Linked DNA regions of Homo sapiens: regions 1 and 3 are each linked to region 2. The links are chromatin loops, found by intact Hi-C in ENCODE. Cell type or tissue: PC-9. All regions are shown on one strand. Each heading gives the region's core, and the rest is flanking DNA. Links, peaks and the distances in the headings are about the cores only.

Region 1 (9,866 bases), core at 1,043-9,042, 49 kb after region 2:
GCAGGGGAGATGCTCACAAAAGCCAGCACAAAATGCAGCCGTTTGGTACTTTCATCTTTTTGCAACTCCTGAAATAACACCTTTTAATTGCTTCATTTTCTGTATTCTTTCATTTTATTTAGACTAGTCTGGGGCTCTCCAGTCTGGCATATTAGAGAACTTCTTACTTTTTAATAATAATACTTAGCGTTTATGTAGCACGTTTCATGTTCAAAGTGCTTGACAGAGTTCACTAATTAATCTGAATGCTAACAGCTGTCCTGGGCAGGTTTGCCCAAGTTCTCAGGCTCCTAATTGTGAGGGGTGGAATTCTTCCTGCTGCCTGACCCCTGGTTCCTTCTCTGGACCCCCCAATTCTCTCTGCAGTTGAGGCTCTAGGCTATCAATCACAGTTGACCTGTGTGCTGGGTCATGCTCAGGGCTGGGGGACATGGAGCAGGGGCAGACACGCTGCCACCTCAAAGGGCCCTGGAACAGTGAGGGAAGAGACTCTAGTGCTAAGACATGTGTCTCGGTGGAGAGAAGCTTGGGGACAGCGGGAGCATAGGAGACAGTGACCCACTGGTCTTGCAGAGCTGTAGGAGGAGGGGATTTCAGGAGCAAAGAGGAGCTCTCCAGGCAGGCCAGCCAGGCAGAAACGGCATCCCAGGCAGAGAGTGCAGCCTGTGCCCAGAGGTGGTGTTGAGAGGCAGACATTCAGGGCTTAAAGGAGGAGGGGGAGAGATGCCATGGAGGCCGGGCCAGGCTGCTGGAGCTGAGGCCTGCCGAGGAACTGGACCTTACGCCACGGACTGTGGCTGGAGGAGCAAAATCCTTGCCTGTGGCAAGAAGACACAGAAGCCAGGCTTGAAAGGTGGTTCTGCACATTCAAGATTCTTCTGTAGGCTGCGAGGGGCTGAACCGAGGACAGGCATGAAATGGAGAAGCCTGAACTAGGGCAGAGAGAAAGGAGGCCGAATCCGGGAGAGATTGGTGGGACGACAGGACTCAGAGGCCCGTCAGGTGTTGGGGGTGGAGGGGGGCGTGGCGGCGGGGTGGCCTGAAGGTCCTGGAGTGCAAGCACAAGTCCCTAAAGGGGGCTTGAAAAGGCGGTGCCTGCGGACCCCTCCCAGTGTAGCTGCAGGTGAGATGTGGGGCATTCGCTGAATGACCATACATGGATTCACGGGTCAAGAGCTTGGGCAGGGTATGGAGAGGTCTGGAAAGAGCCATACTTGGTGTCACTGTGTCCAGGTGGCATTTGATACCCTGAGAGTGCCTGGGTTTATCTCTGGGGACATCAATAATTAAGGGGGCAGTGGAGGCAAGGGGCTGACATGGGCTGCTGAGTGAGTTAGGCAGAGTGGGGCGAGATCTGAGCAAGGTCCGCTGGATGGCTTGGTGCCACTGCCACTGAGGGAGAAGGCTGGGTAGCAGGAAGGGGAGGAAAGGCTGGTGGAGGAGGGGTCAGAGCTGGGGAGAAGCTTCTGCATGATCGTGTCCACAGGCCCAGTGGAGGGAAGGAGGCTGGCTGCCGGGGCAGGTGCCTGAGGAGTCCAGCACAGGTGTCCACTTCCACCACGTGGTGGGGGTGGGAGGAGGCGGATCAGGGCAGGTGCACTGGGGGGAGCCGAGGGAACTCACCTGTGACTAGAGGAGCCAAATCCTTCCCTGTGGCAAGAAGACACAGAAGCCAGAATCAGAGGCCCTGCCCCTGTCCTAGGTCTGCCCAGTCCTCTTCCTGCAGAGCCAGGAGGAGCCCCGGGGCCATCGGGGTGGAGGGCAGGCCTGGGGTCTTGTGGAGGCTCTTGTCTACAGCTTGTAGGCCAGCTGTGCCCATGGAGGGTCCCAGTCTTCTTCCCACCACCTCCTGGGGGTGTCAAAGCCCCTAATGTTACAGCTGGGGCTCCCTGCCTGGTAGGTACCAGCCGCCAGCAGCTGTTCCTTCGACAGCAGGGTCTCAGCTGTTTTGTTGGGGGGCAAGCCCCACCGCCAACCCTCCCAGGCAACCCTTCAAGTGGGGCAAAAATATAGCCTGTGCCTGTCCTAACTTCCAATTCCCCACCCAGACTCCAGCGAGAGAGTCGGAGACAGCCTGAAGTCCCGAGGGCCTCAAGTCCCACCTCCCCACTGGCCCGGATGCAGCCCTTGCTGGCCATGCCCAACCTACAGCCTCCGGTCCTGGAAGACCAGGGGACCGCACAGAAGTGGGAGGGTGAGCAGGAAAGTGGATGGGGGCCAGGCCTGTCCTGTGCAACTCAGCCCTCGCCCTGCAGCATCTTCTACCTGGTAAAAGAGGGGCGTTGGAGATTCCCACCTTCAGACCTCGGGCAGGGGAGGAGGGACCGGGAGGCACCCGCAGGAGAAGGGAGCCAAGGTGGGGAGGTGCTCCCTGGCGTCTCTGTGTGTTTGTCACAGACACAACAGAAGAGCTGGGAGGAAGGAAGGAGGCGTTGACTTGTTGGGGCTGGGGCTCTGCCAGGTCTGTGGGGACTCGGAGACAGAAACGTTGCTGCCCTGGAGGGAGGGAAGAGTCTCCACTCAGAGGTTTGGAGTCTCCACTCAGGGCTGTGACTAATGAGGTGCTCACCATACAGGCCTGGCTCCCTCCCGGGCTCGTGAGTCCCCGGGGCTGGGTAGGAGAGGAAAGTTAATTGAGCATCTAATAGCGAACAGGTCCCGTGCCAAATAATAATAATTAACTTTTATTGAGCTCTGTGCTTGGCGCTCCTGAGCTCATCACAGGAACTATCTCATTTAAGGTTCACGGCAACCCTATGAGAGAAGTGCCACTCCACATTACAGCTGGGGAAACTGAGGCACGCTGAAGTTAAGTGATATGGCCGAGGCTGCACCACCAGGATTGGAACCCAGCAGCTGAGCACCCTCATGCCAGTCCTGCACTTGTGATGCTACTGTTCACGTGTGCTGATGGGGGCACGATGCACCCAAGGTCCCCATGGTGGTTCCTAAACAGAGCGGCCAGAGTCCCCACCTAGGCCTGGATGCACACTGGGCCCTGCCACATTCACCTGTGTCCTCCACATCGGCCCAGGCCAGGGGAGACTGGGTGGCCAGAAAGAAGGCCGTCCATCCGCACACACCGGTGTACATCTGTACAGGTGTTCAGCCCCCTCGAGGGGTTTTTGCTTACAGTGATGAGCCTGCTGATTGTCAGGCCAGTATCAGAGAGACCCCTGGTCCCAGGCCTCCTCTAGTTGCAGAATCTTGGAGGCTGGGCAGCGGCAGCTCTGCCCGCTGGTGCGGAAGCATGACCCTATTGTAACGACCAGTGCAGACGAGCTGGTACTCTCCAGCCACAGACCGGCTGGCTGCCCTTCCACTTCTGCCGCAGACTCTGTGCTCACTGCCTGGAGCCATGGGGTGGCCAGAGTGGCTGGAAGCTTGGCCAGGGCCAAGGAATTGCCTGCGGCTCCCATGCAAACCAGCTGGAGTGGGGTGACAACTCCTGGGAGCACTGGCTTCTTTCCTGAGCTGCAGAACTGCCTCACTCCATCCTTCACTTCCTTCTTCAGGGTCTGGCTGGCCCTCTGGGCTCCTGGACGCACTTAAGAACTGAATACGGTGATTTCCTTTGCATGTTACAGGATGTTAATATAGTGGCTTAATGCAGTAACCTAATGGGTTTGTCAAACAAATCAGAATCCTGAGTTTTATCCCTGGAAAGTCCCCTAGCCATTATGCAATCCAGACTAACTTGGCCTGAACAGGTGGCTAGCCAGCCCTTGCTTAAATACCTCCCATGACGGCAACCTCACTACATGTAAGGCAGACTCTTTCACTTCTCAACGGCTCTTGCTGGAAAATTTAAAATCTACCCTTAGCAGTGTACGCCAGTACCTAGAACAATGGTTATCCTTTTCCGCAGAACATTTCAAGTACTAGAAATCAGGACTCACGTGGCCGACTGGAGGAGTGGCTTCCACCTTGAGTGCTGCCCGCCCAGCCCTCCCCCCGCACAGTGCAGGACCAGCCTCCTACCCGTTCCATCCACTGAGTTTGATCAGGCCATTGGCTCCAGCTCACAGTTCTCCTGGGCTCTTGGCTCACTCACCGTTTCCTAAGAGCTTTTCCGGCCTCCTTTTAAGACGAGAAACATCTATTTTAGTTCATAGAGTTTATCAAACACCCCATGAAGGTGACCTCACCCTGTGAGACCTTTGCTGGTAGAGGGAGTATGTATGGCCTGGGAGAGAGAGTGCGTGGTTAGGACGCCAAGGGCCAGGTGGTACCGTCTACCAGCCATTGGTCAGGAACGTAGCTAGGGGTGTCTGGCCAGGGACTCCCCACTTGCTAAGCTGTGTGCCCTGGTCGGGGGCTGCATCTTCCCAGAGGCGTGCCTTCAAATTCACACAAAGCAACTGTAAGAGCTAGATCCAGCCTTGCTTGGGGGAGTCAAATGGTCTGTTTGAGCCTCAGTTTCCTTACCTGTAAAACAAGGATAATAACAGTGGAGGGACCAAGGAAGTGCTCAGAAATATTTGGGGTTTTTTTGTTTGTTTTTCTTGTTTTGAGATGGAGTCTCTCTTGGTTGCCCAGGCTGGAGTACAGTGGCAAGATCTCGGCTCACTGCAACCTCTGCTTCCGGAATTCAAGTGATTCTCCTGCCTCAGCCTCCTGAATAGCTGGGATTACAAGCATGTGCCACCACGCCCGGTTAAGTTTTGTATGTTTGGTAGAGATGAGGTTTCACCATGTTGGCCAGGCTGGTCCCGAACTCCTGACCTCAAGTGATTCTCCCACCTCAGCCTCCCAAAGTGCTGGGATTACACTCATGAGCCACCATGCCTGGCCAGAAGTGCTTAGAAATATTTGAATGAATGGATGAATGAATGAATGATGCCCATCTTACTGGGCTGTCATGAGACTTAACACTGCACCTGCGACCCCATAGGTACTCAACAAAGGATCACTTTCTCATTTTACCTCCTTCTCCTTCTTAGGTCAAAAGAAGCAACTCCTGCTGCATTTGCCCTTCCTCAGGCACTGGGGACCTGGGTCTGTCTTGAATTTCCTTCTCTCTCTACACCAAGCTCTATGCCAGGAGCATCCACTGCAGTACACGCGCCCCCCACTCGTCCCCCCTAGGTCCAAGGTGAAGATGAAGGGCAGGTGACTGCGCGTGGAGGTCGAGGAGTGGCTGGTGGGCCTCTGGACCTGGCCGGCTGTCTTGGCCGTGGGCTGGGGGAGGAGCTGTGCTGTCTCCATGCCCCTCCCGCAGCAGAGGCGATTCAAAGCCATGACAGAGGAGGAGAGTGAGTCGCCTGCCACCCAGCAGCTGCAGCAGGCCTGTTACATCACAGCCCACACACCCGGCTGCCTGTCACCCACCCAGACAACGCCCCGGCCCGGCCCCGGCACGGCCCGTGTGCGCGGTGACTCATTGTTGCCGCCTCTTCCAAACAGCTGGCGGGCCCTGTCTTGCCGTGGCCGGCTGGCACCTTGGGCTCCTGTTCTTAGCAGGATCATTGCAGGGAATGTGGTGTGCACAGCCTCACCGTCTCCCAAAGTGAGGTGGCCCAGGGTGCTCGGCATCCACGGGCTCCTACGACCAGCGCCAGGTGCCCAAGATCAGCCTCAGACCGTCACTGGTTAAATGACACCTGCGGGCCGTGCAGTTAAACAGCTCTGCCACCTACTAGCAGAGACTCTGGACACATTTCCTAGTGTCTGAGCCTCAGTTTTAGCTGCTGTAAAATGGGAATAATAATGACACCTACTTCTGGCAGTGTCTTAAGATAATGCTTATGAAGCCCTCAGTGCCACATGCTTGATGCAGAATAAGAAATTAATAATAAAATAGTGCAATCGCTTTCGTAATGTTGGACTGTTCTATGTTTTTATTTATTTCTTTCTTATTTAGTAGAGACAGGGTCTCACTACATTGTCCTAGCTGATCTCGAACTCCCGGGTTCAAGTGATCCTCCTGCCTCAGCCTCCCAAAGTGCTGGGATTACAGGTGTGAGCTACCACACCCAGCCCTGTTCTTTTCATTTACTAGTGGTCAAAGCCACTGCCAATGCTCTTTGCAATGATACATGGCAGCATGGAGAAGAGAAAGAAACAGCATAATCTTTGAAGTATAAACATACTAAATGAGTTGAGGATCACCGGTTGGGGGATTACTGGTGGGAAAGATGAAACAAAAGTGGCAAAGCGTGAAGGTTATTAAAGCTGGGTGGGAAGCATGCGGGTTCATTATACTATTTGCTCTTTGTTTGTGTTTACTGTTTACGTTGTGTACGTTTGACATTTCCATAACAAAACAGTTAAATAAAATCATGGTGTCTGCGAGGCAGACCGATTGACTCTGGACATGCCCTCACTCACTGGCCAAAGTGGGGCAGGTTTCACAGCAATCTTAATGAGGACTTATTCTCTGCCAGGCTGGGAAATCAAAACTGAGGGCAAGGGGGGGCCCAGCCCTGCACAATGCTTCCGGTTCAATGTGAGGGGGATGCATAACATCTCTTTTGGAGATAAGCTCAAAAGAGGGGTCTTCCGAGAGGGAGGGTGTCTGCATGGTCTGAAGCCAAGGTCAGGGCAGGCAAGCATAGAGGCAGGAGGGACATTTCAGAGTGGAGCCCCCTGGCACTTGCACACGGCCTGAGAAGTTCTGGACTCAGGGTGCCGTGTGACGCCAGAGGTGGCAGATGACAAAGGTGGGTGGGTGGCAGGTGGCAGGTAGCAGGTGGTAGTAATGCCAGCCTATGTAGCTAGGCATTCACTTGGGGGCTGAGAAAGAGCCCCAGGAGGCTCAAACAGGTGACAGAATGGCTTGCGGTCAGACTCGTGCTTTAGTAAGTTCATTTTGTCGGGCGCGGTGGCTCACGCCTATAATCCCAGCACTTTGGGAGGCCGAGGCAGGTGGATTGCCTGAGGTCAGGAGTTTGACCGGCCTGGCCAACACGGTGAAACCCTGTTTCTACTAAAAAAAAATACAAAAATTAGCTGGGCGTGGTGGCAGGTGCCTGTAATCCCAGCTGCTCAGGAGGCTGAGGCAGGAGAATTGCTTGAACCTGGGAGGCGGAGTTTGCAGTGAGCCGAGATCATGCCATTACACTCTGGCCTGGGCCGGAGAGAGCAAGACTTCGTCTCAAAAAAAAGAAAAGAAAAGAAAAGAAAGTTCATTTCACAGCGTGGGGACCAGGGTTGGGTGGGCCGGGAGGTCGGATAAGATTCAGAAAGTGAAATTGGCAGGACTAGGGTGGGATCAGATGGAGGTGGGAGCAGGACTCTGGACCAACCCCCAGTTCGATTTGCAGAATCTGAATGTAGGGAGGGAAAATGTAGGATGCACCCCCAAGGCTGAAGGGCTGAAAGCAAAGCTCCCGGGGACCTGCTGTCAGGACTTTCCAGGAGGCTGATGTGCAAGGTTCAGCCATGGCTGGAAATGGGGGTTCGGGTTGTGAACGTGGAGGTGACAGCCGGGGAGCAAGTGGGTCATTCAAGAAGAACCTTGACAGAGGAACAGAGGGCAGTCAACGGCACCCCATCATAAAGGGGGGTGGGATGGGAAGGGGAGAGCCACACCGTGGAAGCAGCATGGAAGAGAGGGTCAGGAGGCGGGCGTGCCTGCAGGATGGGGCCGGGGCACAGGGCGTTTGCTCAGCAGATCTGGCAGCAGAGCCATCGCCGGAGGTGCTGCCCAGGGAGGGCTTATTTAGGATGGGCTGAGTTTACCGGCAGAGGGGTAAAGCCGATGAGAAGATAAGATATAGGAAAGGGCAAAGCACTGAGGAGTGGGCTGTGAGCAGGAGCTGGAGGGTCTGGGAGTGCGGGGATCCCCGGTGGCTTGTGCAGGATGAGCAAACGAAGACTCCGCATCTTCACGTGCAGCACAGGGTAAGACGGCTTCCTCAGAGTGTGCAGGGAGTGACTGAAACAGAAGCACACTCAGCTTCAAAGGGCCGAGCATATCAAGTGTAGGTGAGGATGGAGAGCAACTGGAGCCCTCAGCCGCTGCTGGCGGGTGTGGAGAGGTATAACCGCTCTGGAGAACAGTCAGGTCCAATCTACACCTGGCCTATAACCCAGCCACATTCCACTCCCGAGTGTTTACCAAGACATGAAAGCTTATGTCCATGCAAAGACTGGTACACGGATGTTCCCAGAAGTTTTATTTGCAGTAGCCCCAACTAGAAACAACCTAAATGCCCATCAACAGACAGATGGGTAAGAAATTGTGGTCAAGACACGCAGAAGGATAATACTCTAAAGGACAGAAGGAAGAAAAGAAGGAAGGGAGGAAGGAGGGCGGAAGTGAGGGAAGGAGGGATGGAGGGAGAGAAGGAAGGAAGGAAAGAAGGAAGGAAGGAGGGAGGGAGGGAGGGAAGGAAGGAGGGAGGGAAGGAGGGAGAGAGAGAGGGAGGGAGGGAGAGGGAGGGAGGGAGAGGGAGGGAGGGAAAGAAGGAAGGAAGCAGGGAGGGAATATCCCCACCCATAGCGGGGAGGCTGACTTTGCCTAACTCTGCACCCAGAGGAAACCCCTCTGGAGGACAGTGGGCAAATCCCATCCCTCTTGCCCTTCCGTGACCGGCATGTGGCAGGCACGGGGAGCCTTGTTAACCACGGTGACTGATGACGCAGATGTGGGACAAGCAGGGAACGCCAGTGCTGGGCTCCCAGGTGGGGAAGCAGCTCCCTCCTGCGGCCTGCCCCTCACCTGGCCCACCTGCAAGGCTCTGTGGCCAGTTGGGCCCCTTCCCCAGCAGCTAAGTGGATGCAACCCTGGTGGGGTTTTACCCCAGCCTGGCTGGCCCTTGCCCTCGACTGCTCTTCCTTGGGAACTGCTGTTGTGCCTCTGGTGTGGATTGGTCCTGGCCCGCCCCAGCCCTGGCCTCCCCGACTGGCTTCCGAAGACATGTCTGTGACCTGTGATCCATAGGGGCAGGCTCAGCTCATGGGGTTTTGATCCAGCTGCTGGACTTCCATGGCCCACGTCTGGAAAAGGCCCTGGCTGTCCACCCACAGCCCCATCCTTCTGCAGAGCCCCCACCCCTCTTGTCCTGACTGTGGGGCCCACCCATGTGGCCAACATCAGGTCCGAAGACCTGGGTTCTGTTCCCAGCTCCACCAATTCTAAGTTGGCATTCACGAACTTAGAACAGACACGTCACCTCTGTGAGCCTCAGTTTCCTTGCTAGGTCATTGCTGAGCGGGGGGCACGGCCACTCACGGAGGGCCATTGCGTGGTGGTAAGGTACACATGTACGGAAGGGAGGGTGACTCTTAGACAGCACCAGCCTCAGTCCACAGGCACTGGCCTCAGTCCACAGTCTTATTGTGCCAAGGGTCGGTCTCCGTGACTCTCACCGTGGCAGCCTGCACGCTGTTAGAAGCTGGACTCATCTACTTTGGATTGTAGCCAGCTCTAAGGGTCTCATTTGTGACGTGTGTGTGTTCTAGAGACAGCTTGAGTCCACAGCACAGTCCCTCATTCTGCAAAAGCAAAGCTGGCTCAGCCTCACTGCCTCCCTGGATGGCTTATGGGTGAATCAGTGGGACGGTTTACAGGTGCTGTTGAGTAACCATCCTCTCGGGGGGTTCCCCTCGCTCCAGGATGTGGCATGCAGAAAGCTGCCGCCCCGGCATGAGCCTGGCCCCAGCGTCATCGCCCAAGTTGTGTAAATAGCCAGCCAGTGAGGCATGCAAAGGGTAGGGGCTGCTGAGGCAGAGGCTTCCGGGGAGAGGTGGCACAGGGCCGGGGGCGAGAAGCGCTGAGGCTCCTGGAACTGTGACTGGTGGTTCCCACGCAGGGCCAGGCTCTCCAAGGGCCAGTTCTCATATTTGGTTGTTGATGTTTGGGTATGGAAATGTCAGCCCAGGGAAAGGCAGGCTTGCCTCCTAATGGACAGAGTTGTTGC
Region 2 (9,866 bases), core at 903-8,902:
TGAGACTGGAAAACAAGGTCCTGGCGAGAGAGAGAGAGAGAGAGAGAGAGCAACAGAGAGAGAGCCCGAAGCCCACCCATGGGAAGCCCCCATCACAGACTTGGCCCCGCTTAGGCACAGACCTCTCCACGTTAGCGATGGAAGTTATCTGAGTCACACGGCAGCGGAAGATGTTAGCGGCGAATCCATACAGGGCTGCAGCAACCTCCTCAGAAGAACGAATTTGAGGGGCATGAGGCAGGAGAGACTGGGGCAAGTTTTAGGGCAGGAGTGAAAGTTTATTAAAAAGCTTTAGAGCTGGAATGAAAAGAAAGGAAAGTACACTTGGACGCGGGCCCAGCAGGCGACTCGAAAGACAAGTGCGACGCTTGACCTTTGACTTGGGGTTTTGTATGGTGGCCTGCCGGGGGCTTGCATCCATTCTCCCCGATTCCTCCCTCGGGATGGGCTGTCGCATGCACAGTGGCGGCCAGCGCTTGGGAGGGGAGCATGCGCAGTGTGCGCACTGGAGCTGTACACATGCTCCCTTGAGGCGTTCTTCCCATGCCAGTCGAATGTCCCTAGAATGTCATATACCGCTTATACTCCGCCATTTCACCTCTCGGTGCACACGTGTGAGCCCACCTGCCCAGCTCCTGAGGTCTCATGGGGAAGCTGCTGATGGCCAGCTTCAGGTGTTTTCTATTAGGAGACTGCCTTTCCCTGGAGCTGGCTGCAACCAATTATTATTATTATTGTTATTTTTAATTTAATTTTATTTTTTTGAAATGGAGTCTCTGTTGCCCAGGCTGGAGTGCAGTGGCGCGATTTCAGCTCACTGCCACCTGTGCCTCCCGGGTTGAAGCAATTCTCCTGCCTCAGCCTCCTGAGTAGCTGGGATTACAGGCATGCACCACCACACCCAGCTAATTTTTGTATTTTCGGTAGAGATGGGGTTTCACCATTTTGGCCAGGCTGGTCTCGAACTCCTGGCCTCAAGTGATCACCTGCCTCAGCCTCCCAAAGTGCTGGGATTAGAGGCATGAGCCACCACACCCGGCCCCATTATTATTTTAGAGAGACAGTCACCAACCGCCTGACCATCCCTTGATGGTCGCGGACACTCCTGGGGGGGTGGGGGTGCCTCTCCTGCCCTGCTCATGTCTGACCAGCCACCTTCTGTAACATGGGGAGCCTGAGTGCTGGTGGATGGAGCAGGGGCAGCCCCCAGCACCCGCTGCCACCTGGTGCTGGATGTCCCTCTTTCCCGAACTGAGGAACAAGCGGCTGTGGAACCAGTGATGGCGGCTTATTGCTTCCTGGATGGAGCGGGCTGGGTTTCCTTCCCGTCCCAGCACTGCCCCCACCCCCCACCCCCAGGGCAGCAGCTCCCTCCCTGGAAAAGGCTGAGGACACGTGTATCCTGGCAGCTGGGCTGAGGGTACATCCTCTTGATTGTTTGAAGGAAAGTTCAGGAGTAAATATGGAAAAAGCCAGCAGCGTGTGGCAGGCCGCCTGCCCAGGGGGTGTGGCCGGGCCCTGGGAGCGTGGCCCCCCTGCCACTGGCCTGGATGCAAGCCCCAGCTCCCCAGTGCCTGGGGCCTCCTCTCCACAGGGACACTGGGGTCAGGAGAGCCTGGAGAGCTACTGGGTCTGATGGAACAAAAGACAGCATTTTCAGGGGGTGCTGGGGGTCCCCATGGTCCACAGTAACCTGTTCCAAGGTCTGCCCCAGGGCCCAGAGAGCCTTGGGGATGGAAGCAGACAGTGGACAGTGGTGCCCGGGGAGGCCAGGCAGGGATGGGGCCCCACCATCCGGCCGCCCTCTGGGGGCTGGGAAAGGGGTTCAGTTGCTGCAGGTTTCTGGCCCAGTGCCCCTGGAGATCAAGCCCCAGTCCCTTAGCTGCCCCACTAGTCCTGCCTTGCAGCCTCACTGTCCCCATCTCTCAGGGTGCCTGCCCGTCACCACTGTACACACTGTCACTCGAGGCCCAGCACCACTCTCTGCACACTTTGTGGGCTATAAAGACCTACTTATTTTCCGTTTGTCAGCATCGCTCTGTGACTTGATTTAGAAGGGTCCTAGGATCCTAGGATGGGATCCCCTTCTCAGCCGACCCCCACATTCTCCCCACCTGGCACAGAGCAGGCACTCAGTTCAGGGCTGGGTTGCTGCATTTAATTATTCCTGGGTAGAAGTCTCGAGCAGGTTGAAGTTCAAGCCGAAAAAGAACCATGTACATTACAGGAATGCCAAATTGCCCGGGAGGGTGACAGCGCCTCTGGAGGGGTGCATTCAATCAAAAGGTGCGGGGACACACGGCCCTGGAGGGCCTCCAGCACTGAGATCCTGAGCGCCTTTGTGAGTGGGGCACACAGGCTGGGTGGCCTTCATCAGATGTGCCGTCTCAGAACCCGGGCACGGTCCAGTGTCTCACAGATGCCAGCTGCCTCCAGACGTCCGTGTCTCCTTTACCCCCACCACAGTGCACTATTTGCTGCTTGAAAATGCTTGTGATGCCTGCGTGCCTCTTCTCCCCTTCTTCCAGCTGGTACCCCAAAAGTGAGCACGTGCCCCTGGAGAAAGCGCCGCCTTCACGCCTCCCTGAACTCACTCAGTGCTGGACAAGGAGATGTGAGCAGAAGCAGTGTGTGCCACTTCTAGGAGTTCATGTCCTCAAGGGCGGAGCATCCCTTCCAGTCCCCACGGCTGGAATTTCAACGTAATGACCCAAGTTCCAGCAGCTGCAAGGACAGGTCCTGCACCCCAGGGAGGACACACTGAAACCGGGAGGAGCCTGATCCTTACGATGTCGGTGCCACTGCTGGAGGTGACAAGGAACCTCTGTGACATGAGAGGACAGGGCTTTGGATTTTTCTGCTAAATCTCCTACCTGATATAGTCAAATCACAGCACTGTCCGGGAAGGGAGACTGTTATGTTTCCTTGGAGGGGGAGTCCATATTTTACATTTATTTGTATTCTTTTTGTCATCTAGCACAGAGTAAGCATTTTGATCTGATTTGATCCAATCTTTTCAAATTCTGTTACTCAGGGAGTGACAAAATCTACACCATGCCTCCCTGCCGTCTCCAACATGCCCTGTTTTCTCATCGGCAAACTCCCTCTTAGGTTCCAGACGGGACTCTTTGGAAGGCTGCGGAGCTTGCTTTTGCCCCAGTTTCTGCTGATCTTGGGTCTGGATGACATCACCTCTCAGATCTGATCTTTCCAGATGGGACATCCACCCGGCAGTGGCTGCTTAAGGCATCTGCTGCCCGCCGACTGAGCATCTGAGCAAAGCCATGTGGCAAGTCAGAGTCCGAGAAAGGAAGGGCTTCCAGGAAGGAAGGGCTGGGGTCAGCCGGCAGATGCCGAGCCGCTCAAGGTGGGGAAAGCCGGCCTTCCGATGGGGCCCCGGGGCAACAGGACCGGGTCATCCCAGCAGAGGCGCACACGCGGCCAGGCTGCAAGCACTGAGGGCGCCTGGAGCAAGGAAAGCCACAGCAGCAAGGAATCACCCCTCGTCAGGGAAGTTCACAGCGATAGGAATGAAATAGAACAGTGGCTTCGGGAGCCACAAGGTGGGCTTTCCTTGGATAGAATCTAGAAGTGAAAAAGTGACGGCTCTTTTTCAACGAGTGGCAGCCACTTCTCCTTAGCCTGGGTCTGCTCTCCAGGCATTGCTGCGGGGAGGGGCAGGCACTATTTTTTCTTGGTACTACCCATCTGTATTGCTTATATTTTTTCAAAGCCTGTTTACCTACTCCTGTCATTTAAAAGAAAAACATTTTAAATAGATTCCTGAGCGGGTCATCAGACCAGGGGCCACCAATAAAAAAACTTGGAAATTCCACTTGCTCCAAGGACTTGGCTTTGGGGGGAAATGTCAGAATCAAAACAGGCAGCCGCAGATTTTGAATGGAACGGGTCTGGGACATGCCTTTCCTCTGAGCCTGAGGTGGTCCCAGGTCCCAGCACGAGCCCTTTGTTGTCACGTGACCAGGAGCCAAACCCTGCCTTCGGTTTTGTTTCCTGTGAAATAAGGCCCCGGGTGGCAGTGGCAGGGCGGAGGTGTGCTTTCGCAGTTGGGGGTGAAGCCAGGTAGTCACGAAGGTCAATTATAGGGCAGGGACAAGGCCACGGGGCCGTCTAATAATGAAAGGATATATGAGATTGTCTTTCTTTCTTTCCACACGCAGCTTACTCCTGTAGCTGCTGTGCTGAGCTCCATATGAAAAGGTTACTGACCACAGAGCTTTGGGTTAGTTCCTGGTGAGAACTCCAGGGTAGGGTGGGTAGGGGAAGCGTGCCTTCCGCCGTGGGACAGTGTCTCGGTGCCTGACTGTATTAGGGTTCTCCAGAGAAGCAGAACCAACAGGATGTATAGAGAGCAGTAGAAAGAGATTTATTATGAGGGACTGGCGTGTGATTACATAGGCCACGATGTCCTAAGATCTGCTGTCTGCACTGCACTGGGGATTCAGGAAAGCTGATGATGGAGGTCCCAGGCTGAGTCCAAAGGCCCTAGAACCAGGAGCTCTGACGTCGGAGGGCAGGAGAAATGCATGTTCCAGCTCAGGAGAAAAGAGAGACAATGGGCCTTTCCTCTGCCGCTTTGTTCTATGAAGCCTTCCTCGATGGGTTGGATGAGGCCCACCCGCAGGGAAGAGAGCGGATCTTCTTTACTGGGTCCCCTGATGGAAATGCCAATCGCTTTCAAAAACTATGCCCCCCACCCCGCCCCCCGCACTGACACACCCAGGAATAATGTTTTGCTGCTTATCTGAGCATCCCTTAACCTAGTCAAGATGACTCATAAAATTCACCACCGCGCTAACCCCAGGTGTGCTACATACCTTGAAGTGCTAAATACTGGATGAGATACTTTACTGCTGGGATCTAACAGCTTCTCATCCAACCCTAGAAAGCCCCTAGGATCTTCCTCCTCATGAGTGAATAGATTAAGGCTGACCAAGGTCTCCCAGCCCCTGAGTGGCCCAGCTGGAATTTGAGTTCGTGACTATCAGTCTTCAAATCTGAGTCGTGCCTACTCCAGGCTGATGCAGCCCTGAGCGGCTGAATGAGCTGGCAGGCGCAGGATGTGTCTACTGAGTTAAATCGAATGTACTGGAAGGGAGGGGACTTAGGACACATTATATTATTCATGCATTTTTGCACTTACTTATCAGGGACCTGCTGTGTGCACATTCTGATACTGAGCTCAGCAGAGGTACAAGAGAAATATACCGCCACGGCTTCCTTCAAAGAGCTCGCCGCATGGCTGGGAAGCAGTAGCAGGGAGGCTTCGCTCAGTGCAGACGGTAAGATCTGCGGGCCCCAGGAGAGAGAAAGCCTGCGCCTGGGGTATGGGGTAAAGGCATCATTCAAGAATATTTCCTGAAAGAAGTTGGGGTTGAGCTGCACAATATGGCATGAACAGGGCTCGAGTTCATGCCAAGAACTCGGGAATTTGTTACAAGGACTTTGTTTGGAACTTTGTTCCAAGAACAAAGGAAGAGCATTCCAAAAGGGGAAAATGGAATAAGCGAAGCACCAGAGATAGGTACGTGTAAGGCATATTCGGGGGGCAATAGATCAAACCGGCTGCAACAGCAAAGGCTGTGGTGGCGTCTAGTAAGTTTGGAGGATACCAATAGATAATTATTCAACATTTATTTATTTATTTAGAGACAGTCTTACTCTGTCGCCCAGACCGAAGTGCAACGGCAGGATCTCGGCTCACTGCAACCTCTGCCTCCCGGGTTCAAGCAATTCTTGTGCCTTAGCCTCCCAAGTAGCTGGGATTACAGGCTCCCACCACCATGCCCGGTTAATTTTTGTATTTTTAGTAGAGACGGGGTTTCACCATGTTGGCCAAGGTGGTCTCGAACTCCTGACATAAAGTGATCCACCCACCTTGGCCTCCCAAAGTGCTGCGATTATAGGCATGAGTCACCACGCCTGGCCTATTCAACCTTTAAAAAGAAAAATTCTGGGCCAGGCATGGTGGCTCACACCTATAATCCCAGCACTTTGGGAGGCCAAAGCGGGCGGATCACCTGAGGTCAGGAGTTCAAGACCAGCCTAGCCAACATGGTGAAACCCCGCCTGTACTAAACACACACACGCACACACGCACAAAAAAAAAAAAGAAAGAAAGAAAGAAAGAAAGAAAGAAAGAAAGAAAGAAAGAAAGAAAGAAAGAAAGGAAAGAAGAAAATTAGCCAGGCATGGCAGGTACCTGTAATCCTTGCTACTCAGGAGGCTGAGGCAGAAGAATCACTTGAACCCGGGAAGGGGAGGTTGCAGTGTGCCAAGACTGCACCACTGAACTCAAGCCTGGGTGACAGGGCAAGACTCCTTCTCAGGAAAGAAAAAAAAAGAAAAACTCTGACACATTCTACGCCATGAATGAACCTTGAACCTTGAGGACATGATACGAGTGAAATATTCCAGTCACAAAAGGACAAAAACTCTGTGATTCCACTCCTGTGAGCTTCTAGAGCAGCCATAGCTACAGACAGAAAGTAGAAGGTGGGTGCAGGACTGGAAGGTAGGCGGAATTGGGAGTTGTTGTTTAATGGGTATGGAGTTGCAGCTTTTTTCTTCTTCTTCTTCTTCATTTTTTTTGAGATGGAGTTTCATTCTTGTTGCCCAGGCTGGAGTGCAATGGCAGGACCTTGGCTCACTGCAATCTCTGCCTCCCAGGTTCAAGAGATTCTCCTGCCTCAGCCTCCAGAGTAGCTGGGATTACAGGTGTGTGCCAGCACGCCTGGCTAATTTTTTTTGTATTTTTAGTAGAGACGGGATTTCACCGTGTTAGCCAGGATGGTCTCGATCTCCTGACCTCGTGATCCTCCCACCTCAGGCTCCCAAAGTACTGGGATTACAGGCGTGAGCCACCACACCCGGCCCTGGCTAATTTTTTGTATTTTTTAGTAGAGACAGGGTTTCACCATGTTGGCCAGGCTGGTCTCAAACTCCTGACCTCAGGTAATTTGCCTGCCTTGGCCTCCCAAAGTGCTGGGATTACAGGTGTGACCCACCGTGCTCGGCCATGGAGTTGCAGGTTTGCAAAACGAAATAGTTCTGGAGATGGACGGTGGTGATGGTCGCATAACAATGTCAGCATACTCAATGTCATTGACCTGTACACTTCAACACTTCAAAATGCTTATGATAACTGTTGTGTGTGTGTGTGTGTGTGTGTGTGTGTGTGGTGTGTGGGTGTGTGTATACTTTTTTTTTTTTTTTTGAGACAGAGTCTTGCTCTGTCGTCCATGCTGGAGTGCAGTGACATGATCTCGGCTCACTGCAACCTCTGCCTCCCAGGTTCAAGCGATTCTCCTGCCTCAGCCTCCCGAGTAGCTGGGATTACAGGCACACACCACCCACGCCCGGCTAATTTTTGTGTTTTTAGTAGAGACAGGCTTTTGCCATGATGGCCAGGCTAGTTTCGAACTCCTGACCTCTGGTGATTCACCCACCTTGGGCTCCCAAAGTGCTGGGATTACAGGCGTGAGCCACCACACCCAGCCATGTTATGTATATTTTACCACAATTTTTAAAAATAGGTCAAAGTTTTTGTAGTTTGGAAGGTACAGACGTCTTTTGTGGCTTGCGTGCTGCACGCCGAGGAGTCTGGACTTCACCTCGTAGGCTAGTGGTCTGCTTCAGTTTCCTCTTGCTACATAACCAACTACCTCAAAGCTCAGAGGTTTAAAACAGCCACCACTGTATTTGCTCACGTTCTGCGGGTCAGGAACTTGAGCAGGGCTCCACTGGGCAGGTCTTCGGTTCCACGTGGTATTGATGTGGGTCTCTTGTGAAGCTGCTATCACAGGATGGCTGGGGCTGGAACAACCAAGACGGTGCCACCTCTGTGTCTGGTGTTTGCAGGAATGGCTGGGACAGTAAGACTTCTCTCCTTTTCTCCCTATATTCCTAACTTGGTGGTTGGACCGCAAGAATGGGCTTCCCAAGTGACCAAGGTAGAAACTGTTTCTATCTTAAGACCAAAATTTGGAGCCTACATAGCGTTAGTCCCACCGCATTTCATTGCTCAAAACAAGCCCAGCTTCAAAGGGGAGGGGGAAAGCTGGCACTATTTCCTAAGGAAATTGTGGCAAGGTTGCTTTGCAAAGGAGCAGAAAAGATAGAGATTATTGTTATTGTCAGTGAAAAGTCTTGGAGCTAACTTAGTTTTCTGTTGTTGTTGTTTTTTGAGACGGAGTCTTGCTCTGTCGCCCAGGCTGGAGTGCAGAGTGCAGCGGCACAATCTTGGCTCACTGCAAACTCCGCCTCCCGGGTTCACGCCATTCTCCTGCCTCAGCCTCCCGAGTAGCTGGGACTACAGGCGCCCGCCGTACACCTGGCTAATATTTTTGTATTTTTAGTAGAGACGGGGTTTCCCCGTGTTAGCCAGGATGGTCTCGATCTCCTGACCTCGTGATCCACCCGCCTCGGCCTCCCAAAGTGCTGGGATTACAGGCTTGAGCACCGCGCCCAGCGCTAACTTTGATATGTATGTTTCTTTGCAAACTATACACATATATTTTTATTAGTTTAATATTTATTTATTTATTTATTTTTGAGACAGAGTCTCACTCTGTCACCCAGGCTGGAGTGCAGTGGCGTGATCTCAGCTCACTGCAACCTCCGCCTCCTGGGCCCAAGCGATTCTCCTGCCTCAGCCTCCCAAGTATCTGGGATTACAGGTGCCTGTCACTATGCCTGGCTAATTTTTTGTATTTTTGGTAGAGACAGGGTTTCACCATGCCGGTCAGGCTGGTCTCGAACTCCTGACCTCATGATCCACCCACCTTGGCTTCCCAAAGTGCTGGGATCACAGGCATGAGCCACTGCACCCGGCCACACATGTATTATTGTACTTATATATCATGTACTTATAAAACTTACACAAAAAATGGAAACAGAAAGACTTACTATGAAGTTAGATCAACAATATTTTTAAATGATTGTGATTTTGGTTTCCATTAACGGCTCAAAAATAACCTTTCGCTCTCAATAATCTCAAAAATAACATTTTGTTGGTGAAAGCAAGGTGATGGGGTATGCTTTGTTCTCTTACAAAATCTTGGTTTAATAATTGGTTTAATGATCTGAAGATCTTGTTCTAAGTTATTTCAATACTTGATTTTGATGGACGTCATAGCCGAAAATACACAGCCAAAGTTACAGAGAGCCAGAAGGAAGAAGGGCCTTGTCCACCCACATGAAACCAGGTTTCTCTTTTAAATCCACTGGTATGCAAACATTTTTGTTTGCTTGTTTTAAAAATCTGACAACTGTTATCATCCTTATTGTCAATCTATTGTTTTTGCAAAGTAACTGGAAGTTTTTAATATTTTTAATAAATGTGATCAAAATCTACCAATTCTCCTCATTGGGATGATTTTTAAACAAGATAAAGAATTACATTTTTTGGCTGGGCATGGTGGCTCACTCCTGTAATCCCAGCACTTTGGGAGGCCGAAGCGGGCAGATCATTTGAGGTCAGGAGTTCGAGACCAGCCTGGTCAACATGGTGAAACCCCATCTCTGCTAAAAAAATACAAAAATTAGCCAGGTGTGGTGGTGCACGCCTGTAATCCCAGCTACTTGGGAGGCTGAGGCAGGAGAATCGCTTGAACCCAGGAGACAGAGGTTGTAGTGAGCCAAGATCACACACCATTGCACTCCAGCTTGGGTGACAGTGCGACTCTGTCTCAAAAAAAAAAAAAAAAGAATTATGTTTTCAAGTTTGTCATTGCTGTTGTCCACAAGTTTTTCCAGCCCCCAAGTTTTTTCAGCCTGAAGATGTGAAAGTTGTTTAGTTGACAAATCGTTCATTGCTCCTTCCCTAAAAATATCAAGCAGTAATA
Region 3 (9,866 bases), core at 698-8,697, 60 kb after region 2:
CAACTTCATTCTTTTGTGTGTGGCTATTCAGTTGCCTCAGCAACATTTCTTGAAGACTGTTCTTTTCCCCATTAAGTTGTCTTGGCAGTCTTGTTGAAAATCAATTGTTCATACACATATGAGTTTATTTCTGGATTCTCAATTCTATTCCATTGATCTATATGCCTATATTTAAGCCAGTACCAGACTGTCTTGATTATAATCACTTTGTAGTAGGTTTTAAAATTGGGAACTGTGAGTCCTCCAACTTTGCTCTTCTTTACCAATATTGTGTTGGTTATTTTGAGGCCTTTGAATTTCCATATGAATTTCAGAATCAGTTTGGTCAATTTCTGTAAAAGGGCCATCCTGATTTTGATAGAGAGTACAATGAATTTGTAGATCAATTTAGGAAGTATTGCCAGATTAACAATTAAGTCTTCCAATCCGTAAGCATGGGGTGTCTTCCTCTTTATTTAAGTCTTGTTTAATTTCTTTCAGCAATGTTCTCCCTTTCACTCTTGCCACTCCCAGCCTTTTCCTTCCAGCAAAACAACTGTAGTTCCCTGAGGGAACACGCAGGACATGGGGACAAGCCCCTCAGCCTCCAGCTGCTCCTCTGAACTTGCTCCTTGTTGTCCATGTCTCTCTTACAGGGTGGGGCCAAGAACCCCTGAGCACTGAGCTCTGAGTCTGGCCTTGATGTTGGGGGAAGACGACTGCCCCCTGGGGCTCCCCCATCCCTTCAGACACCATGCAGGCCTCAGGTAACCCACTGCTCCTGGCCCCAGCATGCCGATGCGGCATTTCCCTGTCTGTTTCCCTCAGGACACTGTGAACTCATTTGAGGCAGTGACCCAGGCTCAGCCAGCTCTGCACCTCTGGAGCGTAATTCCAGGGCTTCTATTAATGTTTGTGGAACAAGGCAACTTCCTTGTTCTGGATCTAGATAACACTGAACTTTGCCTGTGAGTACACTTGAGGCTGACTGCTCCATGACACGGCAGATCTTATGACAGATCCCGGGAATAAAAATCCCTCTCTCAGCCGGGCTCAGTGGCTCATGCCTGTAATCCCAGCACTTCAGGAGGCCAAGGTAGGTGGATCACCTGAAGTCAGGAATTCAAAGACCAGCCTGGCCAACATGGTAAAACCCCATCTCTACTAAAAATACAAAAAATTAGCCAGGCATGGTGGTGCATGCCTGTAGTCCCAGCTACTCGGGATGCTGAGGCAGGAGAATCGCTTGAACCCAGGAGGTGAAGGTTGCAGTAAGCCAACATTGCGCCACAGTACTCCAGTCTGGGCGACAGAGTGAGACTCCATCTCAAAAAACAAAACTAAGAATAATAAATAAATCAATAAATATCCCTCTCTCTTTGGAAACCCAGCATTCTGTGCATTATTGGAGATTTCACCCACTCTTCTCTTTACTCCACGGTCAGCTTCGAACTGTGCTGACCCAGGATGCAGCGCCCACCCTAAATGTTTGAATGGGGGCTTTGCTGGCCTTATGAATCCCCAGAGGCTCAGAGCCAGAACGCTTCAGAAGCGATAAGTAATAACAACACTACTCTCGTCTCCTGGGGACTGAGTTTTAAATTAAACGTTTTGTTTGGGTGGTGTCTTCCAAAGCCTGCAGGCAATGTGTAGAACTTTCTGGTAGGAGTTGCAAACAGTGAGAACCATGACTCAGTCACCCGAGAGACTCGAGGGAACATCAGGGTGCTGTTTCTGAGACTCTGGATCGCACGAGACAGAAGTAATCAGAAGTTTCCCAGTGGATAGAAACAAGAGCAGTCAGAATAGAAGAAATCAGACATGTTGTGAAATAGATCCAGACCCTGAATGCATGCAAGCTCCCTGGAAGAGCTGTGAACCCTCTGAAATTCTGCCCACGCCGTCCTGCTAGAGGCTGTCACAGAGGCCATCCAGGGAATCTTTGTTGGCTGAGACAGCCAGCTCCCTATGGCTTACCTAGATGCCACAGTGGGTATGTCACATTCACTGCTGATTGATGCAAAGTGAGGCTGGTTCTCTGCCTGCATGTTGCCAGAGTGATTGCCCTCACCTTCCAGAAATTCCAAAGCAGGTGCAGCTGCACAGCCTGGTGCTGGTCCTGCATTCTGGGTGCATCTTACTTTCTTAGAGCAGGCACCATAGAAATCTGATTTTCAAAAACTGATTCTGTTCTGTGTGAAACTGCTCTCAAATGTTTATTGAAGGCATTTGAGAACCTGTGACCAGGTTTTAAAACAGGATTAAAAAAAAAAAAAAAGCATCTTCACACCAAGATGCTTTTTGCAATCCCACCAGCTCCAAAATAAAGGCCTAAAGATACAGATAAGGTTGGGCAAGCCGGGCGCGGTGGCTCAAGCCTATAATCCCAGCACTTTGGGAGGCCGAGGCGGGTGGATCACGAGGTCAGGAGATCGAGACCATCCTGGCTAACACGGTGAAACCCCGTCTCTACTAAAAATACAAAAAAAATTAGCCGGGTGCGGTGGCAGGCGCCTGTAGTCCCAGCTATTCGGGAGGCTGAGGCAGGAGAATGGTGTGAACCCGGGAGGTGGAGCTTGCAGTGAGCCGAGATCGCACCACTGCACTCTAGCCTGGGCGACAGAGCGAGACTCCGTCTCAAAAAAAAAAAAAAAAAAAAAAAAGGTTGGGCATATTCAATATAAATGGCCCAGGAAGATCCCCTGGCAGCCCTGCCGATGCTACGTGTTCCGGAATTCCTATTGCCATTTTCGCACTCACACTTTAATAGGTGCAGACAACTGAGAATCTCAGATCCTGAACTACAGAGGCTCAAACAAACAGGTAAGCTGAGGAAATGTCTATGTGGGGGTGGGGGACACGGGGAATCATTCTTACTGGGTTCTGAAAGGAATGCTAATTCCACCCACGAAACAAGAAACAGATGGTATAGAAAAGGAACATTCAGAAAATAGAAAACAGTTCTTGAGAGTTAAAAACTTGAGAGCAGAAATGAAACAGTCAGCAGAAGGACTAGAACACTGAGTTGAAGAATTCTAGGAAGTAGAGCAAAAAGGTAAAGTGAAGGCATAGATGGAAAAAGACAAGAAATGGAAGGTCCCACCAGGAGGCCCAACTTTTTTAAAAAAGGGCATTCCAGAAAGAGGAGAAAACAAGAGAGGAAATAAACAACGAAATCGTTCACGAACATTTTCTCAAACTACAGGGCATGAATGTCCACAATGGAAAGGGCCCTGAGTTCCAGCTCAGCAGACCAAAATAGATGAGTGACCAAGCCTTTCTCCTGAGTCGGTGGCTTGATTAATTTCTATTTCTCTTAAAAGTTGTAAGCAGTCATTTTTCTCCTGAAATGTGAAGGCAGCTCTAGAGGCCTCAGAGAGTCATTGTTGGTTCTAGCAGGTGAGAAATCTTGGCAGGTGGAAATGGAGATGAGAAGCCTCCATGAATGGAAGTGGGGGTGAGAGGCCTCAGCAGGTGGAACTGGAGGTGAGAAGCCTCGGCGGGTGGAACTGGAGGTGAGAAGCCTCGGTGGGTGGAACTGGAGGTGAGAAGCCTCGGTGGGTGGAACTGGAGGTGAGAAGCCTCGGTGGGTGGAACTGGAGGTGAGAAGCCTCGGTGGGTGGAATTGGAGGTGAGAAGCCTCGGTAGGTGGAACTGGAGGTGAGAAGCGTTGGTGGATAGAATTGGAGGTGAGAAGTCTTGGCAGGTGGAACTGGAGGTGAGAAGCCTCCATGAATGGAAGTGGGGGTGAGAGGCCTCACCAGGTGGAACTGGAGGTGAGAAGCCTCGGTGAGTGGAACTGGAGGTGAGAAGCCTCGGTGGGTGGAACTGGAGGTGAGAAGCCTCGGTGGGTGGAATTGGAGGTGAGAAGCCTCAGTGGGTGGAACTGGAGGTGAGAAGCCTCGGTGGGTGGAACTGGAGGTGAGAAGCCTCTGTGGGTGGAATTGGAGGTGAGAAGCCTTGGTGGATAGATTTGGAGGTGAGAAGCCTAGGCAGGTGGAACTGGAGGTGAGAAGCCTCTGTGGGTGGAATTGGAGGTGAGAAGTCTCGGCAGGTGGAATTGGAGCTGAAAAGCCTCAGCAGATGGAATTGGAGGCAGCTCCTGAGGATGCCCTGTGTCTGGTGCAGCTGCACAGCCAGGGTATGGACTGTGTGTGCCCCCACAGCTCCGTGCCTAATCAGTGATCTGCTTACCAAAGTGGGCAAGGGGCCCTGGGAGTGAGGCCAGCCAGAAAACCGGAATCAGATGAGGGGCCTGAGCCCCCTGCTAACTCTCCCTGGGGAGCCGGAGGAAAGAACTGGCTCCAGGAACAGGCGCAGAGAGGGAAGCCAGGCATCGGGGGTTGTGGCAGACAGGGACCTCCAGGGCTGCCTCAGGTGGAGGTAGGTGCTTTCAACGCATTTCAGCTAAAAGAACAGGTAATCCCACAGCATCATTCTCCCCTTGACCTTTCAAAGCCCCTAATCTGATGGCATACCTGTATGTGGATCACTGACGATGCTTTTCAAGGTTGAGCAATTTGTTCATATTTACTCTGTGGTTGGGTGTGAAAACACCAGGTCAAGGATAACATCGCGGCTGTTTGTTCGCCTCATGGGAGAAGGAGCTGAGGGCCTTTCTGCAAGCACAGGATTGATGGTGATCCTGAGTCACGAACAGGCAAATGGGAGAGGCTTTTGAATTGGGGCGTTAGGGAGAAGCTTGAGTTATGTAATAGAAGCATGGTGAGCTGTCCTTGATACGATTACCACTCTCAGTAATTATTATTATTTGACCTACGCAGACAAATCCAATTAAATAAGAATTGTTTTGCAATCGAATTGTTCGGAGGACAGCAGAGAGCTCCCTCTGCATGGTGAGAAAATTCCCCTGGGTTTGCACTACATTCGGTGGTTTCTCAAGCAGCCCCACCTATATGGCTGCTTTTAGATTTTGATCCACAAAACCAAATGTGTGAAGAAGGCCAGGCATGATTCCCCCCATTTTGTGACCAAGGGGTTTGAGGCTCAGAGAGGCCAAGTGACTTGCCCAGGGTCACACAGCATGAACAGAACACAGGCAGGGCTGGGTGGGTCTCCTAGCCTCCATTTCAGACTTTGCTCTGCCAGTGCTGGCTAGGCTCCAGCAGCATTGTTAGGCGGCATTGTCCTGGGTGGGAGGAGCAGCAGGTGCTGGAAAGCACAGGAACTTCAGATTAAATAAAATATTGTAATGCTGGTTCCCATAACGGGCCCCATGGGATGTTGGTGAATCCTGGGTCCTGTCCTCAAGCCGTGCAAAGCCTGTGAGGCTCAACCCTCCACTGAACTCCAAGCAGGCTGTGCTGGGAGAGCCCTGGACACTTTGTGCCTGTAAAAGCGACTCAAGATTCTTGTTACTGGCATTCCAAAATGTAAATGTGCTTTTTCTCCTGATTATAACAGCACGGCAAGTTCATTGGAAAATTTCTGAAAATACAGAAAACTATGAGTAATAATATAAAAATCACCCAAACTTCTATTAACATTATATACAGTATTTCCTTTCTGTGGTTTGTCATGTATAGATGAGTATTTCTTGTTTTAAAGACTAGGTTGATGCTATACATGGTTTTGTATACTGAGGGGTTTTTTTCACTTTAACTTACTTCATGATTCTCTTACCATGATGCTAGTCATTGAATATATAATATTTTCAATAATACACTATTCCATCATATGCAAAAAGCCTTTTGCTTAGTTTTTGTCTTTGAAAAACCACAGACATGAATTAAAATCAGAAAGAATGAGTGACAGACTATATGCAGGTGCACATTTACAAGCATAAAAGTATCTTCTTCAAAAACAAAGGGAAAACAATTTTTGAAAAATCACACATGCATGTGGGCGCGCACACACACACACACACACACACACACACACACACTCCAATTAAGCCTAAAAGACATTTGACAAAATGTAACATCTTTTCTTTAAAAACCTCTATGATAGATTATGGAAACGATTTGGAAATATAAGGCATTCACCAAGAACCAACAGAGGATATTTTTCTAAAGAGTGAAACTCTAGAACCAGTTCATTTAAATCAGGAACTGTACAAGGGTGATAATATGACCATTATTATTATTGAATATTGTCGTGGTTCCAGCGAATGCAATAACATCAAAAGCCTATAAAACCATTTTGAGACCTTGGAAAACAAGAAATAAATTTGTCTATTTTTGTGGATGATATGACTATGCACTTAGAAAACTCAAGAGATTAGTAAAAGTAACTAGAAATTATCAATGAGTATTGGTGACATTGCTAGATACTAGATAATTAGACAAATTATACAAATACTGACAGCTTCTGTCTATTCTAGTCATAAGCAACTAAAATGGAAAAAAGTGTATTTACAATAGCAACCAAAGCTATGAAGTGTTCAGAAATAAAATGTAACAAGAAAGAATAATGTCCTATGTAAACTCTAATTGGATGGCATAAAGCAGACTGAATGAAGAGAAAGCTTGGATGGGAATGCATATGTTTAACTTAAAGTACCCCTCCTAGAATTAATGTATAAAGTTAATGCAACTTCAAATAGAATTCTGATGGAGTACTTTTTTCTTTTATTTATATATTATATACTTAATATATATATTATATTATATATTTTTTCTTTTATGCACATATTTTATAGAGATGGGGCTCTCACTTTGTTGCTCGGGTTGGTCTCAAACTCCTGGCCTCAAGCAATCCTCTTACCTCAGCCTCCCAAAGTGCTGGGATTACAAGTGTAAACCCTAATACCTGGCCAAGTATTTTTTAAGAGGCAGAGAATTGGATAAAATTATCATAAAGCTTGTTGGGGAAAATTAATTCCTAAGAAATAAAACCTTTTGAAATAGAATCATTGGGGGAATTTGCATTTTCAGATCAAGACATGCCCGAAAGCCACTCTATTCAAAGTAACAGACTGTTGGCATTGGAATAGAAAGCTAGTTCTAGAACCAAACAGAGAAAGCAGAAATAGATCCCAGTACATTTAAGATTCTAACACATGAAGAAGATGTTCTTTTTCACTAATGGGAAAAGATAGATTACTTGGTCCTCAATCTTACAATTTATAAAATGATGGATTTTGACAAAGACATCAATAGCAAGACAGTAAAGATTTCTTTCCTTTTTTCTGTTTTTAAAGATTACTTAATAATTTAATGGTAGGGAAAACTCTCTTAACTCAGAAGTTTTTTTTTTTGAAGACAGACATATTTGTTGACATTAAGCCATTTAAAATTGTTTATAGCAAAAGATACAATAAACAAGGTGCTAGTTACAAACACTTGCAACTCAGAGGCCAGTGGCTTCATGTCTTGTATGCAAAGAAAGAGCTCTTACAAATTAGTAAGAGACAATCACCCAGTTAAAAAACGGGCCAAGGATCTAGAGAAGCAATTCACCAAAGGGCAAACCCAAATGACTAACAAAAATTTCTAAAGATTCTCTGCAATTTAAAATAGTGGTCAGATTTTTCTTTTTTTTCTTTTTCTTTTTTTTTTTTTTTTGAGACTGAATCTTGCTCTGTCTCCCAGGCTGGAGTGCAGTGGCCCAATCTTGGCTCACTGCAACCTCCACCATCTGGATTCAAGCGATTCTCGTGCCTCAGCCTCCCGAGTAGCTGGGACTACAGGTGCAGGCTGCCACACCCAGCTAAGTTTTGTACTTTTAGTAGAGACTGGGTTTCACCATGTTGACCAGGCTGGTCTCAAACTCCTGACCTCAAGTGATCTACCTGCCTCGGCCTCCCAGAGTGCTGGGATTGGAGGCGTGAGCCACCACACCTGGCCCAGATGATTCTTTACAAGTGTAAAACTACCAAAATTTAAAAACAGCAATAACATGTTTTGTTCTTGGGGTATGGGGAAATGAGTACTCATTTACTGGTTACAGCTTACTTGAGAGTATTGAGAGTCAATCTGGCAATACCTGTTAGAATAATAACCCTTCAGATCCGCAAAAATCCTTTTCCTGGGAAACGAACACATAGACACAAAAGCATCCATACATAAGGCTTGATATTCAAGGATTGTAGCCCTGGAAAACTGTGGGAACAAAGTGAATACCTATCAACGAGAGGGTTGAATAAAGTACAGTAATTCTCACCTTAGACTTAATTATGTAGCCATTTAAAAGAATGAATTTGAGTTACGATTGTTGACTTCATTGAGAAAACTAAGATGCAAAGAACTGTATAAGGTATGATCTGACTTTTGCAAACGATGTGATGAAAACCATATATATTTTTGTATATTATTATATGAGCAAAGAGACATATACATGGGGTTGTTAGTATGGATGTCTTGGGGAAGCTGCTGTATGTGGAAGTGGGAAGGTGTATGAAGGGATGGTGGAAACAGGAAAAGAAAAAAAAATACCACTCCCAAAAGGAAAATGAACCAAAGGGAAGAGTGGGTCTGTGTGTGTTTGGTCCAGACCCAGGGGAATCCTGTGAGATCTGCCATGTGTGTCAATAAAGATATAGCATGGAGGCATTCCTCCCATACCTCGCCGAGTATTTTTTAAGAGGCAGAGAATTGAATAAAATTATCCAATTTTATCCAAAATTTTATCTGCTTTTATCCAAAGCGTGTGATAAGACACACGTTTATCACTTGTGCTTAAAGTGACTCAGAGCTAGTAAGCAAAATTACTCCTGTTTTACGTCTTCAGAGACAGGAAAATCCTATCACGTGAAAATCTCACCATGTCCTCTCTGACATAATAAAAAACATATATGTTGATCTCTGCCCCCAGTCCCTGGCACAGAGCTCCTAAAAACCTTGTAATTTCTTGAGCAAGAAGTGTGCTAGGAGAATTTTTTGTTCTAACATTTGGTCTCTGCCCCGGTTTTTGAGACAGAGCTCCTGAAACCTTTGTAGATAGGGGTGCTCGGAGAATCTTTGGTTCTAATATTCGGTCTTTGATCCTGGTGCCTGACACAGAGCTCCTAAATCCCTTGGAATTTCCTGGATGATAGGAACTTTTTTTTTTTTTCTAATGAAGTGACTCTTGGTGGACTCCTGGCCAGGAGAACGGTCACTGGAAATCCCAAGCCCTGATGAGAGGCTTGGAGCTTTCAGCTCCATCCCGCATTCACCAGAGAAAGAGAGGAGCTGGAAGCCAGGTTAATAATCAATCATGCTTATGTTGAAACTGCCATGAAAACCCCAGAACTCTGGGGCTCGGAGAGTCTCTGGATTGCTGAACACATGGGGGGCGTTAGAGGGCGGGGCGTGTGCCCACAGAGGGCATGGAAGCTCCACACCTCTTCCCACAGGCGTGTGTCACGCATCCTTTCCCTCTGGCTGCTCACCTGTATCACCTGTGACACCCTTTATAATAAATCAGTAAATGTAAGCATTTCCCTGAGATCTGTGAGCCATCCTAGCAAATTAGTCAAACCTGAGGAGGGGGACTGTGGAACCCCCAATGTACAGCCAGTCAGTCAGGAACACGAGTCATACACCAGGGCTTGTGATTGGCGTCTGAAGAGGGGACAGCCTTGTGGGACGGAGCCCTTCGCCTGTGGGATCCGACGCTACCTCCAGGCGACAGTGTCAGAACTGAGTGGCATTATAGAAACCCAGTTGGGGTCTGTTGAAGAATTGCTTGGTGTGTGGGAAAAAAAAAACTCACACATCTGGTGTCAGAAGAGTGGTGTTGAGTGTATAAGAAAGGCACTTCAGGTTTCCTATCCTTACATCCTCCCTCATATGAGTGATGGAATACCGTGTTCCACTACCTGCCCTGGCACAAGCCCTTTCCTGGAGAGCTTCCCCATAATGCCTCCTGCCCAAAGTGCCCACCGGCATCAGGTAGCTCATCACGGCAGCTGAGCTGGGCCAACTGGGTTCAGGGTGCGTGTC

The links. Hi-C counts contacts between places; a loop is a spot of excess contacts. Peaks named below come from ENCODE experiments on the same cell type or tissue, not always from the same donor. Only the 100,000 strongest peaks of a DNase experiment are listed, where the experiment ranks them.
Region 1: a loop joins it to region 2, with 10 times the contacts of the local background. A loop is called at or near these places in 6 of 110 quality-filtered maps.
Region 3: it touches region 2 in a loop (9-fold over the local background); 6 of 110 quality-filtered maps call a loop at or near these places.

What each region holds. Positions count from the first base shown.
Region 1 is chr2:10,493,513-10,503,378 of GRCh38, reverse strand. No RefSeq gene overlaps it. Among named protein-coding and RNA genes, the nearest start is that of ODC1-DT, 49 kb to the right of the region's middle. RefSeq lists enhancers at 5,294-5,826, 9,478-9,617, 9,668-9,777, 9,788-9,837, 9,858-9,866. In PC-9, for the core only: no CTCF peak of the experiment used is centred there; a DNase peak (open chromatin) is centred at 5,328.
Region 2 is chr2:10,542,286-10,552,151 of GRCh38, reverse strand. It overlaps LOC105373426 (a long non-coding RNA gene), which reads left to right and starts at 5,187. Exons shown (of 3, transcript XR_001739284.2): 1 at 5,187-5,303. RefSeq lists enhancers at 716-1,585, 3,328-4,199, 3,781-4,980, 5,070-5,941. In PC-9, for the core only: no CTCF peak of the experiment used is centred there; DNase peaks (open chromatin) are centred at 4,951 and 6,318; H3K4me3 peaks cover 1,008 bases; H3K27ac peaks cover 2,078 bases.
Region 3 is chr2:10,481,981-10,491,846 of GRCh38, reverse strand. No RefSeq gene overlaps it. Among named protein-coding and RNA genes, the nearest start is that of ODC1-DT, 37 kb to the right of the region's middle. RefSeq lists enhancers at 3,692-4,200, 4,201-4,711. In PC-9, for the core only: no CTCF peak of the experiment used is centred there; DNase peaks (open chromatin) are centred at 896 and 4,566; H3K27ac peaks cover 365 bases; H3K27me3 peaks cover 1,057 bases.